Regions from separate parts of the Mus musculus genome. Here region 2 is linked to region 1. Evidence: chromatin loops called from intact Hi-C (ENCODE). Cell type or tissue: left cerebral cortex. All regions are shown on one strand. Each heading gives the region's core, and the rest is flanking DNA. Links, peaks and the distances in the headings are about the cores only.

Region 1 (7,568 bases), core at 948-5,947:
TACACAGAATAAACAAATTCACAATAAACATTTAAGTCCCACGCCATTTCATTAGAATGCCACTTTTCTTTTGCTTGTAACACCAGATCATTTTTAGTTATGAGGTTATACACATATCTGTTATTTTGACTATACCCACAATTTAAAAACCTATCACAAGCAGGAAACATAATTTCTACAAGGCTTAAATGAAAAGGGAGTGAGTGGAGACCCCGACTAGAAGAAACTAGAATTGAAGTAGCTGAGGACTCCATTCCTACCATTTCTTTCAGAGCCAACCATCGTGTGCATAGTTTGAGTTTAGTGTACGGTGTGCACTTGATCTTCATCACATCCCTACATCTCAGAAGGAAAGCACTGTTAACACCACCCACCTCTTCTGTCACCATACATGTTCTCCCTAGTTCTCTCTCACGGTGGCTTCTTGAAAGGTGTATTCAGACAAGCTGTCTCATCCCCTTACAAACTGTTTTGTAGAAAGCCCCCACGTTCTAATGTTTCTGTAAAATAAAGTACATAAACTGCTTTAGTTTATGAGAGAATGGATCAGTTACCGTGAAAGGGACTGAATATGTTTCTCAAGTCAAACCACCTCACGGACCTGCGCTGAGTGCCCGTCCTCTGGATAGGAACTGTAGTTTAAGCAAAGAAGGGGAGAGATGTTTAGCTCCACTAAAGTCGGTCCTCCCAGAAGCCTAAAATGGCTACTGTAATTCTCTCTCCAGATTGCAAGAGTAGAATAGAACTCTTCTTTGTCTGCGAAAGACAAGCGCACTTTGTCCTTTAAAAGCACTGCCTTCAAAGCTAGGCTTTCTAAACTATGTAGCATGCATTTTATCCGGTGAGTTTAGATGAGAAGCAATGTTAATTTTGTGTAGAAAGAGACATGCCTGGAGGGGAACTCGACATTTTAGAGGAACAACCCTTGACTTTTAGGTGGTTTTGTTTTGTTTTGTTTTGTTTTGTTTTGTTTTGTTTTGTTTTGTTTTGTTTTGTTTTGTTTTTATTGCTGTCTAGAAAAGGACAACCTGCTTTCTGGACAATATTTTCCAGAAAAGGGACATTTTCTTGTTGTTGATGACAGGACTCAATCCATACTGAGAATGGAGTTGGGGGTGGAGGAGGCATGGAATAAATGTTATTCTTAAAAGGTTAGTCTCAAGGACTGGTGGGGTCCCAAGCTAGTGCCTTATATAGTAAGTACCAGGCCAGCCAGGACTGCGTTGCCTGAGCAGGTGGTGTCTCAGCAACTAAAAGTGTTTACTAGTTAGGCAGAAACCTCAGCAGCCATGTCAGGTGCTTCACAAATGCCTGTAACTGTAGCTCTGGAGAATCTAACACCTTCTCCTGACCTCCTCAGGCACCTGCACACATATGCTCACACAGACATATACGCATATACACATAAATAAAAACAAATCGATCTTTTTTTAAAAAAAAAAAAGGATTGAATTGAGTGCTATATGCATACCTATCATCTCAGCACTTAGGAAGCTGAGACAGGAGGATTAAACGTTTGAGGCCAGACTGGTATATGTAATGAGCCTCTGCCTCACAGATAGGGAAAAGATAAGTCTAGTAAGAAAACCTGATTTGATTGGGGTGCAGAGTGAGAGGAACTTAAATAAAACTATTCACACTTTATCTCTGAGAAATTTGAAGGAAGGGTAAGTTTTCTCAGCTTAAAATCCTGTATAGTGGATTAGAAGTAGCTCAGAGGGCCTGACAAATTACCCGAGTGCCCGACCCCGCCCCTCCTCCTACCTCTTTCTCAGTCACTCACACCTGTAGTCTCACAATTATCTACGGCTATATTTTGTTCCCAAGAACAAGCTAGCATATGTTCAGTTAAGGAGTATTAAAGCTGCCTTCTGTTGGCAAGAAAGTACCTCTGATAGCAGAGATTAGCCAGTCTATGCTGCGGGCTGTAGTAAAGTGAAATGAAGTCGAGCTGGAGACACCATATAGAGTTCTGTGCTGCAGACTTAATTCCAACAGCTACCCAGCTCAGACTAAGCTTGTGTACATGTGTGCTGTCAAGTGAAATCCCACCACCAGTTAAGTGGTTTCAGACATGGAAAAGAGTTATCAACAAATTAATACTCTACCTTTTGTGGGGAGCAAGATGCAGCGAAACTCCTGCATGACCAGTGATATTGGGAACTGAAACAAATAGAAGGATAATTCATGTTTCTCATGACATTAAAGGCACATCATATTGTCTGTACTACTTTTAAATTCATTTATATAGACAAGTTACCTATGTAACCCAACTCACTAAACTTTTAGAAGTTTCCCATTCTACTGTATTTAGAGGAATAGAAGCTAAATGTTGAAGAGTGAGGAAAAGTATTTGTTGATATGCTGTGTCATTTCAAGGCTCCTAATTTGCATTTACTATTAAGCTCTTGTATGATCCACAGCAGAAGCACTTAATTAAACGTTAGTGAATAGCTTTTCTTACCCAGAGCCAGGAAAACTCTTTCTTCCTGAAATCAAAAGAGGATTTCCTCAAACATCAAAATGAATCATTAAGTAACTTTGAACCAGAATAAAATAGTCCACCATTATGAAGCCTTTGAAATACAGGTGTTTTCCTGTCCCCCATCTTAATATAATCTTTATTTAAAGACAGTTTAATTAAAAGTCTTAGAAAAATCAGAGATCTAATATAGACTAAAATAATAAGCTTCAGATAAGTAGTTCCACGAATAAACAGAGATTGAAAACCATGTGCATTGCGATTGGCATCTATAGCTGAGCTCAGACTGCCTAAAAAAAAGGGGGGGGGGCTCTTAAATTAAAGCAACACAGAGCCCCCTCTCTAATGTCCTCCATGTTATTGCATCCACTAACAAGGGGAGAGTCATTCCTCGCCAGTAGGTGGTGCTTTTGTATAAAACATTACTCAAAGATAAATTCGTTTCTGACTAATTTTCTACCTCTGTACATCTTAACCCTGTGTCGCATCTCCCAAAAGGCCAGACCCAAGTTATGCCACTGTTGTCTCTAAAATACACTCGCCTTGTCTCGCTGTTCAGAAAGACACTTGCCCACACGTAGTTTTCTCTGTTAGAGAGCTGCATAATTGCATACATTAATAGGTAGCCTTGCTTCCTTTTGTTTAAAACTGGTGTCTCTGTACATATAATTATTTTCCGTGAATATCCCACAATTAAAGAGACAGCAGTACTTTCTTGACAGTACAATTGGATCAGATTGACTAGACGTGCATGTCAGTGCGATCAGGAAGCAATAGCAAAACAAAACAAACAAGCACGCAAAAATCTTAGCACTGATGACAGCCGACTGAGCACAGTTCACCCTGATCAGTCACTCAACGCCAGTCCACACTTAATGGCTTAATGCTTTTCTCTTAGGTTAAGGGTTGTCCTAAGTCTCCCAGAGTGCACTCTCATTCAGTGACGATCAGAGACACAGTAATGGCACACTCCATCCTTCTTTGCCACACTCTTTCCTTCAGTAACAACAGATTCACCTGTTACTGTTAGTTATAAATAAGAGAAGTATTACCTTAAGCACCCATTGTTACTGCTGCTTATCCATGTTAAGATTAAAGGAATTGCGAACTACAGACACAGCTGCAAATGATAGAGAAAATCCAGCTAGGTAACAGCTTTAGTGAGACGATTTTAAACCAGTTTTTAAATTTTGTGCAAATAATATTCAGTCTTTTCCCTCCTCCTCCCCCTCCCAAACTTTTCATCAGTTATATATAATTATACAGTGCTTGATGTATTCTGTTCATTTGAGGTTCAAGCTGTTTGCTTTCCCTTAGTAGTACATATCTCCATTTATATGGGCATATTGGTTGAAGGGAGAGAGGTTTTTTTTTTTAAATAACACGTTTTTAAAAATAATCTCAAATACAGGCATTGGTAAAACAAAAAAAGTCCCATTCAACAATCAAACACCATCTTCCAAGGTTCAGAAAATTAAGGATTGGAAATAGTATAAGGGGAAAATTCCGTGAACACAGAACGACTGTTGTACCATGTCTTAGTCCTTTATGAAAAGGTAATCTATACAGTTACAGAGTCTCTTAGGAGCTGGAGATGATTCCCTGAGGCCTGGGCCAGTTAAGTAGTGTGTTTACCACCAGGCACAGCCATTCTCCATGACTCTAGGCTGTGCTGCCCCTAGTGCCTAGCTGCACTCACGCGGGGCATGTGAGTCTATGCAAGTCTTTAAGCTGATGTGTTTGTAATGTGAGTTCCGGGGCCTGCAGGCCTCCTCCATCTGTAACTGGGTTTCCTTTCCTCCTACAGAGCTTGCACTAGCACTCATTTATCTCAGAGTTCAAATCTCTCCCTGCCTTCTACTCAAAGCCTCAGCATCAAGTCAGAACCTGTTTCTCCTCCTAGAGACCGTACCACCACCCCTTCGAGATACCCACAACACACCACGCGCCACGAGGCGGGGAGGTCTCCTGTTGACAGCTTGAGCAGCTGTAGCAGTTCCTACGATGGGAGCGACCGAGAGGATCACCGGAACGAATTCCACTCCCCCATTGGACTCACCAGACCTTCGCCGGACGAAAGGGAAAGTCCTTCAGTCAAGCGCATGCGACTCTCTGAAGGATGGGCAACATGATCACATTATTACTTAATAGTTTTTTTTTTTCTTGCAGTGTGTGTGTGTGCTATACCTTAATGGGGAAGGGGGGGTCGATATGCATTATATGTGCCGTGTGTGGAAAAAAAAAAAAAAGTCAGGTACTCTGTTTTGTAAAAGTACTTTTAAATTGCCTCAGTGATACAGTATAAAGATAAACAGAAATGCTGAGATACGCTTAGCACTTGAGTTGTACAACAGAACACTTGTACAAAATAGATTTTAAGGCTAACTTCTTTTCACTGTTGTGACCCTTTGCAAAATGTATGTTACAATAGATAGTGTCATGTTGCAGGTTCAACGTTATTTACATGTAAATAGACAAAAGGAAACATTTGCCAAAAGCGGCAGATCTTTACTGAAAGAGAGAGCAGCTGTTATGCAACATATAGAAAAATGTATAGAGGTTTGGACAGACCCGGCAAGTGGTGACTACCGGTAATTGTAGGAACACGCCTGTCACCTAACATCCAAGCACGCTCACAAACCTGCAGGCATATCATTGGCGTATGGCACTCATTCAAAAGGATCAGAAACCATTCAGAGAGGACCATACCTACCTTAAAAGAAAAGAGAAGAAAGGAAAGGAAAGGAAAGGGAAAAAAAAGTGTGGCGTTTGAGAGCTAACATATTTAATTAAATAAATAAATCTGGGTCTGCATCTCTTATTAAATAAAAATATAAAAATATGTACATTACATTTTGCTTATTTTCATATAAAAGGTAAGAAAGAGTTTGCAAAGCATTTGTGGCTTTTTGTAGTTTACTTAAGCCAAAATGTGTTTTTCCCTCAATAGCTTCGCTAATATTTTAAACAGTCCTGTAAAAACCCACCAAGGACTTTTTGTATAGAAAGCACTACCCTAAGCCATGAGGATCTCCATGCTTTGCTAACCAAGATAACTGTTTTCTCTTTGTAGAAGTTTTGTTTTTGAAATGTGTATTTCTAATTATATAAAATATTAAGAATCTTTTAAAAATCTGTGAAATTAACATGCTTGTGTATAGCTTTCTAATATATATAATATTATGGTAATGGCAGAAGTTTTGTTTTCTTAATAGCGGGAGGGGGGTATATTTGTGCAGTTGCACATTTGAGTAACTATTTTCTTTCTGATTTCTTTTACTCTGCATACATTTTATAAGTTCAAGGTCAGCTGTCAAAAGGATAAGCTGTGGGGTTAGAACATATTACATTGCAACATCCTAAATTGTTTTTAAAACGTCAGCAAACTATTGGGTCAACTGACATCCATTGTATATACTAATTGGTTTCTTTCAAACTATTTTTTTTTTTGGTTTGGTTTTGAATTGTTGGTTTCTTTTCATTTTATCAAAAGCAGGGCCCCTTTCAGATCTCTCTTCATTTCACCATACATCTTGGAATTCTGTAAGTTTGTATCCTAACTTGCCCATATTCTAAATTTACATAGTTTATTTTCAGCCTTGAGTTGGATGTTTTTTAGAAATATGCCCAGAGTAAGAAGCTGTGTTGGAGCCTAAGTCCTGCAAGCTGGGTCCTGGGGGCGACCGACCTGCTTTACTTGATGGATAAGTTACAGAGTTCTGGAGGAGAACAAGGTGAAAGCCTGGGTGCTGGAGAGGAAGGAAACAGTTAAAGGGTAGTTACTTGGTATCCACCTTCATGATTTTAACTGACCCATAACAATGTTGTCAGCAGTATAGGACTGTTGAACAGCCTGGTGTGTCAGGACCCCCAAATGTCACTTCTGCCTAAAGCATGTATGTCACCTATTTTTTTCTTCAATAAAGAAATTTAACAGCCATTTCAAGAAATCCCACTTTAAAAAAAAAAAAAAACAAACCTTTCTCTATGTCCCCCCCCCTTTTTTTTAATTTTCAAGATAATTTAACTCTTGTCTAATATTCTTGTGTAAGGGATTAATTTTCAGACCCCTTTAAAAGTGAGTGCCATAAAGAGTCAATATATAGTGTTGAAGTGGTATTTCAGGCTAGGAATTATTCCCTTCTCTTGGAATGTGAAGATCTGTCGATTCATCCTGTCATTAATCCTGACATACAGAACAAAGAATGCAGTAACATTAGCCCTGCCAGGTCACGTGTAGGACGTGCTTATCCAGTTTTTTCCCCCTTTACCTGCATAGTTGCTACATACATGTTTCTCACTGTAAAAGGCTGCCGCTGGGTGGCAGAAGCCAAAAGACCTTATTAACGAGGCTATATTTTTCTTAACTTGATCTGCAATCCAGAATTAGACCACAATGCACCTTTGGTGGTATCCATATAGGATGCTAGCCTGCCTTGTAGTAATGTTTTATATGTTAAAAACAAAATAAAGACATCAACCATTTCACATATATTCTACTACTAAAGGTATCAATGGAACATGAAGACGAGTATTTAGGCAGAAGCAAAACAGGAAACCATCCTTACAAACATGCTTACCTGCACATCTGTTTGCATGGTCATGTGTACATTCAAACATGCACATAAAGTGAACAAGAAAGTCAGCCATTATTTCACGCCAGACTTGATTCCATCCTGAGAATTCATGTTTATAATTAAATGTGTGTTAAATATGCAAGCATATCACAAATGTTCCTTGTCCTTTCAAAGTGCATTTGTTCATCAAGATCAATAGAATCTTACCAGTGGGTAGGAAAGGATCATATAAAATATGAAGAAATAGCCATATTAAATTTTTTGCTGTCATTTGCCTCCGCAACAAAGCGAGTGTAAGTGTCTAATGCTGAAGCTAGAGTGAACTCATGTGCCAGCAGAGGCCTCCTCTCTTTATAGCAATTCTGACAATAGGTTTGTTTGTTTGTTTGTTTGTTTTTACAAACTCAAGAAAAACAGACTCACTTGAAAAAATGGATGCCAGTCACCTGGTTCCCACTACTGTCGTAGCAGATAGCGAAGGGACAATCTGAGACTTGTAGAGATGATTT
Region 2 (7,568 bases), core at 1,380-6,379, 690 kb after region 1:
CTAGGGAACCCGTGGCTCTGAACTCTAGTCCTGAAAGGGGGTCCCTAGGTCTCCCCACACCTCTCCGCGGTTTTCCTGCCAGGGCAGATAGGGTCAGAAAACCAAGGTCCGGGGACATAGTGACAGAGAGAAGCCAGGGAAAAACTGTTCCAAGCCCTTCCCAGATCTTTTAGGTATTTTAGAAACCTCAGACCCTTTTCTTCTGATCTTTACACTTCCCTTCTCTTATGAATACCTAAGAACCAGGCAGGCAAAGAGAGAGGGACCCCAGGGAAAAAGGAACAAGAGACTCCCAGATTATGTATTTATTTTATGTAAAGAAACGTTACATATGTAATTTTAGATTTTCTTCCAAATTAGAGTTCTGAGGCTTTAGAAAACCTATTTTTAACACCTTCTTCTCTCCTACGGTCTTGATTGCCTAAATTGCTTCTAATTGGGTGGCACACATTACTGAAAACGAAGGACGCATGACAAGCAGCCTTCATTCTTACGCAGATTTAGATAATGTGTTCAAATGAATATCTTTTCTGATAAGAAACTAGAACAACAGTAACCGTAGCAGTTTTCTTCTGGGCTTGAGCAGTAGGTGGACAATCATACAGTCCTGCGAACCCACACATTTTAGAGGGTGTGCCTACGGTATGCAGTACTAGTGTGCTTCCACCTCTAATGTAGCACACAAAGGGAACATACTTGTGTTCTGGTTGGTTTTCAAACAGCTTTTCATCCTCTTCAGCAAGCATAAATGTTTTTATTTTTGTTGTTGGGTTTTTTTTTTCTTTTTAGTTTCTTTTTATTTGTAAGCCACTTAAAAATATGTATGTTATCCTTTTGCTCAAGGCTTTGGCGGGGCCCTGAGAGCTGTTGATGCGGGCGTGCTAGCTCCCGACAGCAGCGAGCAAAGTTCATTGCCATACTGAGGGGAGCTTAGCTTTTCACTAAGTTAGTCCAGCTGCTGGGGTGTTCTGGGGGCGAGAGTTTCTTGGACCACTGACAGGTGTGATCCTAACTTGAGTTTGGCTGAGGGCAAGTGTCAGGGCTGAGGGCTGTTTGTCTGTAAGATGCTTATGCGGGCTAGGAGCTGGATTACCTTGCAGGCTGAGGGATCCCCGAAGTTCTTTGAAACTGGTATGTACCTACCATTGAACAAAGGGCAAATGAAAACTCATCTTACTGTCTGGCCAAACTGCACCTTCATTGTTTCATCTTCTCTGAAATAAGGCTGGCAGCGGATTATAAATAAAGTTATTCTTTTTCTTTTCTTTTTTCTTTTTCTTTTCTCTCTTTTTTTTTTTTTTAGGCCAGAGGAAATTCGCTGAGAGTCAATCTCCTTTCGGCACTGTTATTTTATTTTACTTTTCCCGACATTCTTTGAGACTCCCTCTCCCTCAAAGGCATGGAGAAGCACTTTCAGGCTACTTTAAATGGTGTCACGGGAGAAAGTCCTAGGTGAGGCAAGAGCACTTTGGGGGAATGGATCTGTGGATTGATCCATCGATGGGAACCCTCTCCTGGGCTGCCGCCTGCGGAGCTGGGCTGGGCAGCGGCCTGGGAGGTGAGGGGTCAGTTCCACAGTCTGTTGTGCGCACGCTCTACCCACGCTGTACCCACACTGTACCCATCAACATAAGGAAACCTCGATGTTTGCGAAAGCTTATGTTCCTGCATAAAGGCCCACCACCAGATACCTTCGCAGTTTGCTCTGCCCCTTAGAATGCGTTATTTGACCCGTAAAAGAAGATTTAGGCTGAGATTCTCTGTGGTGGTGGTCCCAGACGGTCCCAGCATCAGACGTGCGCCTCGCTCCTGTTCACCCCACACTAACGAAAATTTCAGGCTGTCTTTGGAAGATCTCTTCCTGTGCACTCGTCCCTCTACTCGTCCCTTGACAGGAAAGAGGTGGCCCAAAGAAGCGTTTATCCCGAATGAAGAGTGTGGGGATCGAGAGGGTCGGGAATCAGGAGATTTGTAGAGTGTCAGTAAGCTCCCTCGGATGTAGGCAAAGCTTTCCCTAGGAGTTGTTAAAAAGCTGCGCTGAGGGGGCGGGGTGCGGACAACCTCAACGCTTCTACTTAAGAAATGTAACTGAGGGTTCAAACTCGGTCTTTGGGACTGCAAAAAACAAACAAACAAAAAGGCTCCCACAGTTGTTAGGACAGGAAATCGTTAGTAAAACAGTGTCAGGTGGAGACTGTGACAGTCACTCCAAGAACTCCAGAAAGGGGCTTTCTATGCCTTTCCTTTTTAGAAAGAGAAAGAGAAAAAAGAAAGGACTGGAGAGAAGACAGACAGGGGGGAGAGGGAGAGCGCAGAGGAGAAAGGAAGAAGAGGGGGTATTTAGCAAGTTAAGAGGTTAAATATTTGAACAGATTCGTAAATATATAGACAGCCCTTGCAATTTGGGATGTGTAATAATGCCTTTTGTGGTGCTGTCTGGCTGGGAGGGTAAGCAGAGGACCCTCCTGCCACCTTTTTCACTGGGAAACCAACTGGAAAGCTCCTGGGTTCACAAAACAAAATCAGTTCCCCTCTTTTGGAGGAAGAGAAAAATGCTGTCTCTACTAGCATTCATACTATTATTTAAAAATAATAATAATAAAAAAACAAGAGAAAGCAAATGAACATCTAATTTCTTAGGGATTTTTTTTTTTTTTTCAGTTTAGAAAGCTATCTTCAGGCTGAAGTCATTTCGAAGTATTGTTTGAGCGAATATGCTACAGCACTCAATTATCTAAGATGCATCAATTATTTTTTTGACCACTTTTGTAACAAGAATGTATTGATCTGGGTCTTAGAAACCCTTGGCACTCTGACATGTTTCATAGTTGCCGAATAGGGTGGGTTTCTTCTTCCGACAATTGTACTGAGCGCTGCTGATGGAATCTGTCCTCTGCCTGTGCCCATGGGCAGAGGACACAGGCTGTGGGTGTGTCCCGCCCACAGATGCTCGCGCGCGCGTGTGTCTGTGTATGCATTGTACACACGTATTCTCCACTGTGTGCCCCAACTGGAGCCATTTTCCTCCTTTCAGTGCCCTGCGTGTATTAGTAATATGCAAGTAGAATCATTTTGCTTGAGTATATTTTGGAGGGGGAGGGGATAAACCATTTAATTCTGCTCTAGTATTTCCTCTGCAAAATTTTCACTGCGTGTGAATTCGCGTGAATGCCTTTTCTGAGGTGTGTGTTATGTGTGTGTGCTTGTGTGTTGGGGAAGATCATTGGCTCATCAGCGGGTGTGTGCCTCTGCGTGTGGGAAGCATGCAGACTCTGAGGACCTTGGGAGCAGCCCACGTTCTCTCCGGGTGCCCTGTCTGTATCTGCCCTTGTGTTTTGTGTTCTTGATGTGATTATGTGCGTTATTTACATATGTGCTTCTATTCTTTTGCCTTCGTGTAGTGCCTTTCTCTACAGTCCACACATTTCACATATATTCTTTTATCTTTTGGCAAAGTGCCTTTTTTGTTCCTCGAAGAATATTTATTGATGTGATAATCTGAAATGAAAAGTGGTCTCCCATGAAGGAGATGGAAGAGAAAGGAGCGTTCATCTTTCTTAATAGACGGGGCAGTGCCAGTTGACTGGATCACAGGGTTTCTCTGCACTTTCTGCGTGAGTCTGCGCGTGGGGGTGGGGGCGGGGACGGCTGAAGGAGGACGGAAAAAGACCTTTTAAGCAGAACAAAGATAGGACATCGCGCCTCCTTGCGTCCTGATTGCATACTGCATCTACCCGGCGGTCCCGACTTTAGAAATCAGAATTCAGAGATTTTCTCCTTAAACCATTCAGAGGCCGCCTCTCAGACCCAGCCCTCGGACCTCAGCCAATCACCGGACGCCATGCAAATCACCTCTTTCGCCCTCCAAACCGAGGTCCAGTTTAAAGGCAGTTTCTGCCGCCCCGCCCATCTTAGTCCTTCCCTTCCCCCTTCCTCCTCCGCCTCCCACACAGCAGCTGCTTGGGAAGAGGGCAGTGCTGGGTGCTTCATGCATATGCAGACAGATCTATCCTCCCCCTCCACCCCATCCTCTCTCCCTCTCCTCCCGCCCATCTTTGCCTCGCTCCCCAGCCCCCACCCTGCCGCCCACTAGTATCTCCAAGTCTCCTCGACGTATAGTTCCCAGCTCTGGTACATGCAGCTGCTACCCACAAGTATGCCCAGGCGCTCCATAGGAGCCAGAGAGGGAGAGGGAGGAAACCTCTGCTTTTGAAATCCGCTCGAAGGTCAAGTTTGTGGTTTACGGAGCGGGAGCCCGAGACACTGAAAATGCTGTTGAGTCTGCAAGAAGACGGTGCATGCAGGAAGATGGTTTTGCCTTGGTTTTCTTCCACTAAACAGCAGATTAATTTCTCTGAAACACACAAAGTACCGGTCATGTTTAAAGGCAGGGTGATGATAGATGGTTCCGCGTGCGCACAGTTACAGAGCATATTTGTCTTGCACATCAAGGTTCCTTAAGCCACAAAGCACTGGAGAGGAGATCAAAGGGTGTTATATCTTCTTAGGAGCAGGAAGGTTGGGAAGTGCGGCTAGCAGTACGACCAGTGGCGCTGGACCTGCTTGAGGTGGGAAGTTAAATGGTAGGTACGGAAACATGACCTGGGACCTACGGAAAGGAAAAATAATTCTGTGAGAAGGCGAATTTGCTAGTATTATGCATACGCAGACTGTGACCAAGGCTCTTCCAAGCCGCCCTAAACATTTTCAAGTTTTGAATAACGCACTGAACTGACCTGGATTCCTTTAAAAGTTGGGGAAAATACCGTCGCGAAAACCGCGCTTTTAGAGTGCTTGGAGATCCTCTTAGGAGGAACCGGAACTGTGGCGTGACCTTGTTTTATAGATCTACTTCTGCCCTGAAATACCTTCAGGACTTTCTAGAGGAAATTGCAGCAGGTTCCCCTTAAATCTTACTCGGTGGACAAGTGAGGGCTTAGCAAATTTAAACACGCACTTTGCTAAGATTATTTACCGAACACTTTTTTTTTTTTTTTTTTTTTTGAATCGAGGGCGTTTTGTGTGCCGAGAACAGAGCAATATCTTCCAGGCAAAGCGCTTCACGTGGCTGGCAGTTCCCAGGTGCCACGGAAATTAGGAAAAGAAACAGCAAGCAGCTCAGAACGGTTTCTGCCCTTGAGCTGCTCCTGCTCTAGCTGGAGGGAAATATGTAGGTGGTGCTTCCCAGCCCAACAGGAAACAGTTCAGAGAGCTCTTAGACTGCAGTGAACCGGCGGCGAGTTGGTACATTCCTATAGTGAAACAGGGCAGCAATTAAGAGTGAATGGACGATCTTGAAGGCAGTGTTGGATGAAAAAGCAAATCACAAGAGAATGTGATATTAATGCAATGTTAATGTCTATTAACATAACACTGTAACAGACTACAAAAACACAGAAGTTGCATGATAGGAGGCATAAAATCGTGTCAGGGAATGGGTGTGGAAACTGGAGGAAGGAGAGGACATGTTTTAGTCATAAAGATTCGAGCTCTGAGTAATGCTTATTCCTTTTAAAGAGCTAGAATATGAGGAAACATACTCATGGGAAGGCTTTATGGAAAAGCTGGCGCTGATGCTAAATTTAAAATCTTGAATATGATAAGCAGAAGGAATCAGAATACTCAGAAGACAATTTTCCTGAATGGGGGAAAGAAAAGTGTAGCCCATGAGAAGCTTTTATAGTCTTGAATTAAAATTTCAATCTACATACAGTGAAAGCCGCTCTTTAAGGGTGCTGAATTCTGTAAGCTTTATGGATTCACAGTCCTGGAAGCAGGAAACAACAGCTCCCCAATTCCTTTACTGTCTTTATGGTTGCTTCTTCTCTTACCCTTGAGACTGAGAGACCTTTGACCTTGACTCCATCACCACACTTCACCTTTTCCCCCCGAATGTCATAGAAATGGAGTCCTGTAGCATTGCTTTTTTTCATCAGGTGCCTTTCCTATAGCATTACCCACTGAGATATCTCACCAATTTCAGCACCCCAGAGGATACATACTTTCTTAATTTTAGGGATTGTCTCCCCCCTCCCCATGTGTAATGTAGATTTCTTGTAAATAATTACAATGCTATATGTGATAAATGTGTTCAGATATTTCTGCCCAGATGCTCCGTTGATAAACTGGTATTAAATACAGTATAATGGTGAAACGTATAAGAAATCACACAGGTTCCCGGGCTTTTGCACGGAGTTGAGCAGAAAGATTAACCAGTAATAATGGTTGGAGATCAGAATCGTTCCCTTGTCTGGGACTATGCCTTATTGCCAAATGTTTCCCAAACCTTTATTGAAGATTGACCTTTGTCCTCACAGGTTCAGATTGAGCTCTAGTTACTGATGGCTCCCACTGGTTCCATGTATGGCAAATGCATCACCAACAAAAGCATCCTGAACACTTGGAAGGATTCACAGTAATGACGTAATGACGCCTATACCTGGTCTACCTTTAGGCTTTTGCTTCCTTTGGCATATTTCTCCATGGTTCCCTGAGAAGCTGACAGCTGGGCAGTATAGACCGAGTGCTGAATTTGTCCACAGTTATTTAAATGTCTGCTTCAGAGTTCTAGAGTCAGATAGGGATGGATTCCTGCCTGCTAAGAACTTCGTGTGGATTTATTTTAAAGAGCTCTCATCTTCTCATGGCTGCTTGTAAGCTCGTTTGTCTTGGCAACAATCCATCAGGAGGAATACTGATGAGATGCCCTCTCCTTCCCGGTGGGCTTCAGAGTGCGCTGGAGGACAAACCTAGCTGTGAAATGTGGCTAACACCAAGATTAAGGGCCTGCTGTGATGTAATACAGTTGATCAGTCAAACAGGCCTCAGTTTTATTTTAGGTTTGTATCTGTTTGCTATCCATGGGCCTTGGAGTGTCATCCCCAGTCTGGGCTGTTAATAGCATCTGTGTCTTCTAACTGTTCAAGTACGGACATACTTAGAAAAGAAACACTGGGAGTTGACTTTGTGTAAATTCTTAAGTAAAGGTTATGAAGTCTATAAATCAAGAGATGTAAATGTCGCATTTTGGCTTTAAGGCTCTAGGCCACCTTGGGAAAAAAAAAAGTCCACCTGTAGCATAAAGTCATCCTTTACCAAAGAGCAGAAGAGTACACACACCACTGTTTTTGATTTTAAGATTCCTCCACTAAAAAGCACTTTTTTTTCCTGCTGCCACAAATTCCACTCATTAATCATGCCAAATGTATTGGCCACAGCATCTACTATCTTCCAGGCTAAGCTAACTGTAATGATTCCAAACTAGCGTTTTCTAGTGTTAGTGATGGTTTTGAGGAAGGGCTGATTGCCCCACACAGGTTCATATACGGCCCTCCATTCAAATAGGTAATTTAGAATGACCCCCATTTTGTCCCTAATGCTGCAATTGTCTTCATAAGCACATCCAAGCTAAGTCACCCACCCAGAGACTGAGTGATAGCAGTTCTCCCTTTCAGAGCTCTGCTTCTGCTATAAATGAGCTAATAAGTCTTAGTACCAACACTTGATCCCTAATAAAAAAATGAAAAGAAGATTTAAAAAAAAAGAGCAGAAACATCTTTTCAGGTTCT

The links. Hi-C counts contacts between places; a loop is a spot of excess contacts. Peaks named below come from ENCODE experiments on the same cell type or tissue, not always from the same donor. Only the 100,000 strongest peaks of a DNase experiment are listed, where the experiment ranks them.
Region 2: it touches region 1 in a loop (5-fold over the local background); 5 of 42 quality-filtered maps call a loop at or near these places.

The regions. Positions count from the first base shown.
Region 1 is chr13:83,658,018-83,665,585 of GRCm38, forward strand. Mef2c (myocyte enhancer factor 2C) reads left to right here. Exons shown (of 11, transcript NM_001347575.1): 11 at 4,386-7,568. The coding sequence ends at 4,614. Gm52044 (a long non-coding RNA gene) reads right to left here and starts at 4,290. Exons shown (of 3, transcript XR_003950630.1): 1 at 3,535-4,290; 2 at 2,109-2,163; 3 at 1-500. In left cerebral cortex, for the core only: CTCF peaks have their summits at 2,882 (motif pointing right) and 4,136; a DNase peak (open chromatin) is centred at 4,313; H3K4me3 peaks cover 981 bases; H3K27ac peaks cover 4,431 bases.
Region 2 is chr13:84,344,317-84,351,884 of GRCm38, forward strand. Gm41011 (a long non-coding RNA gene) reads left to right here. Exons shown (of 2, transcript XR_873707.3): 1 at 1-4,583; 2 at 6,318-7,568. Among named protein-coding and RNA genes, the nearest start is that of Gm41011, 4.2 kb to the left of the region's middle. In left cerebral cortex, for the core only: a CTCF peak has its summit at 3,721; DNase peaks (open chromatin) are centred at 1,667, 2,053, 3,000, 3,263 and 5 more places; H3K4me3 peaks cover 4,356 bases; H3K27ac peaks cover 5,000 bases.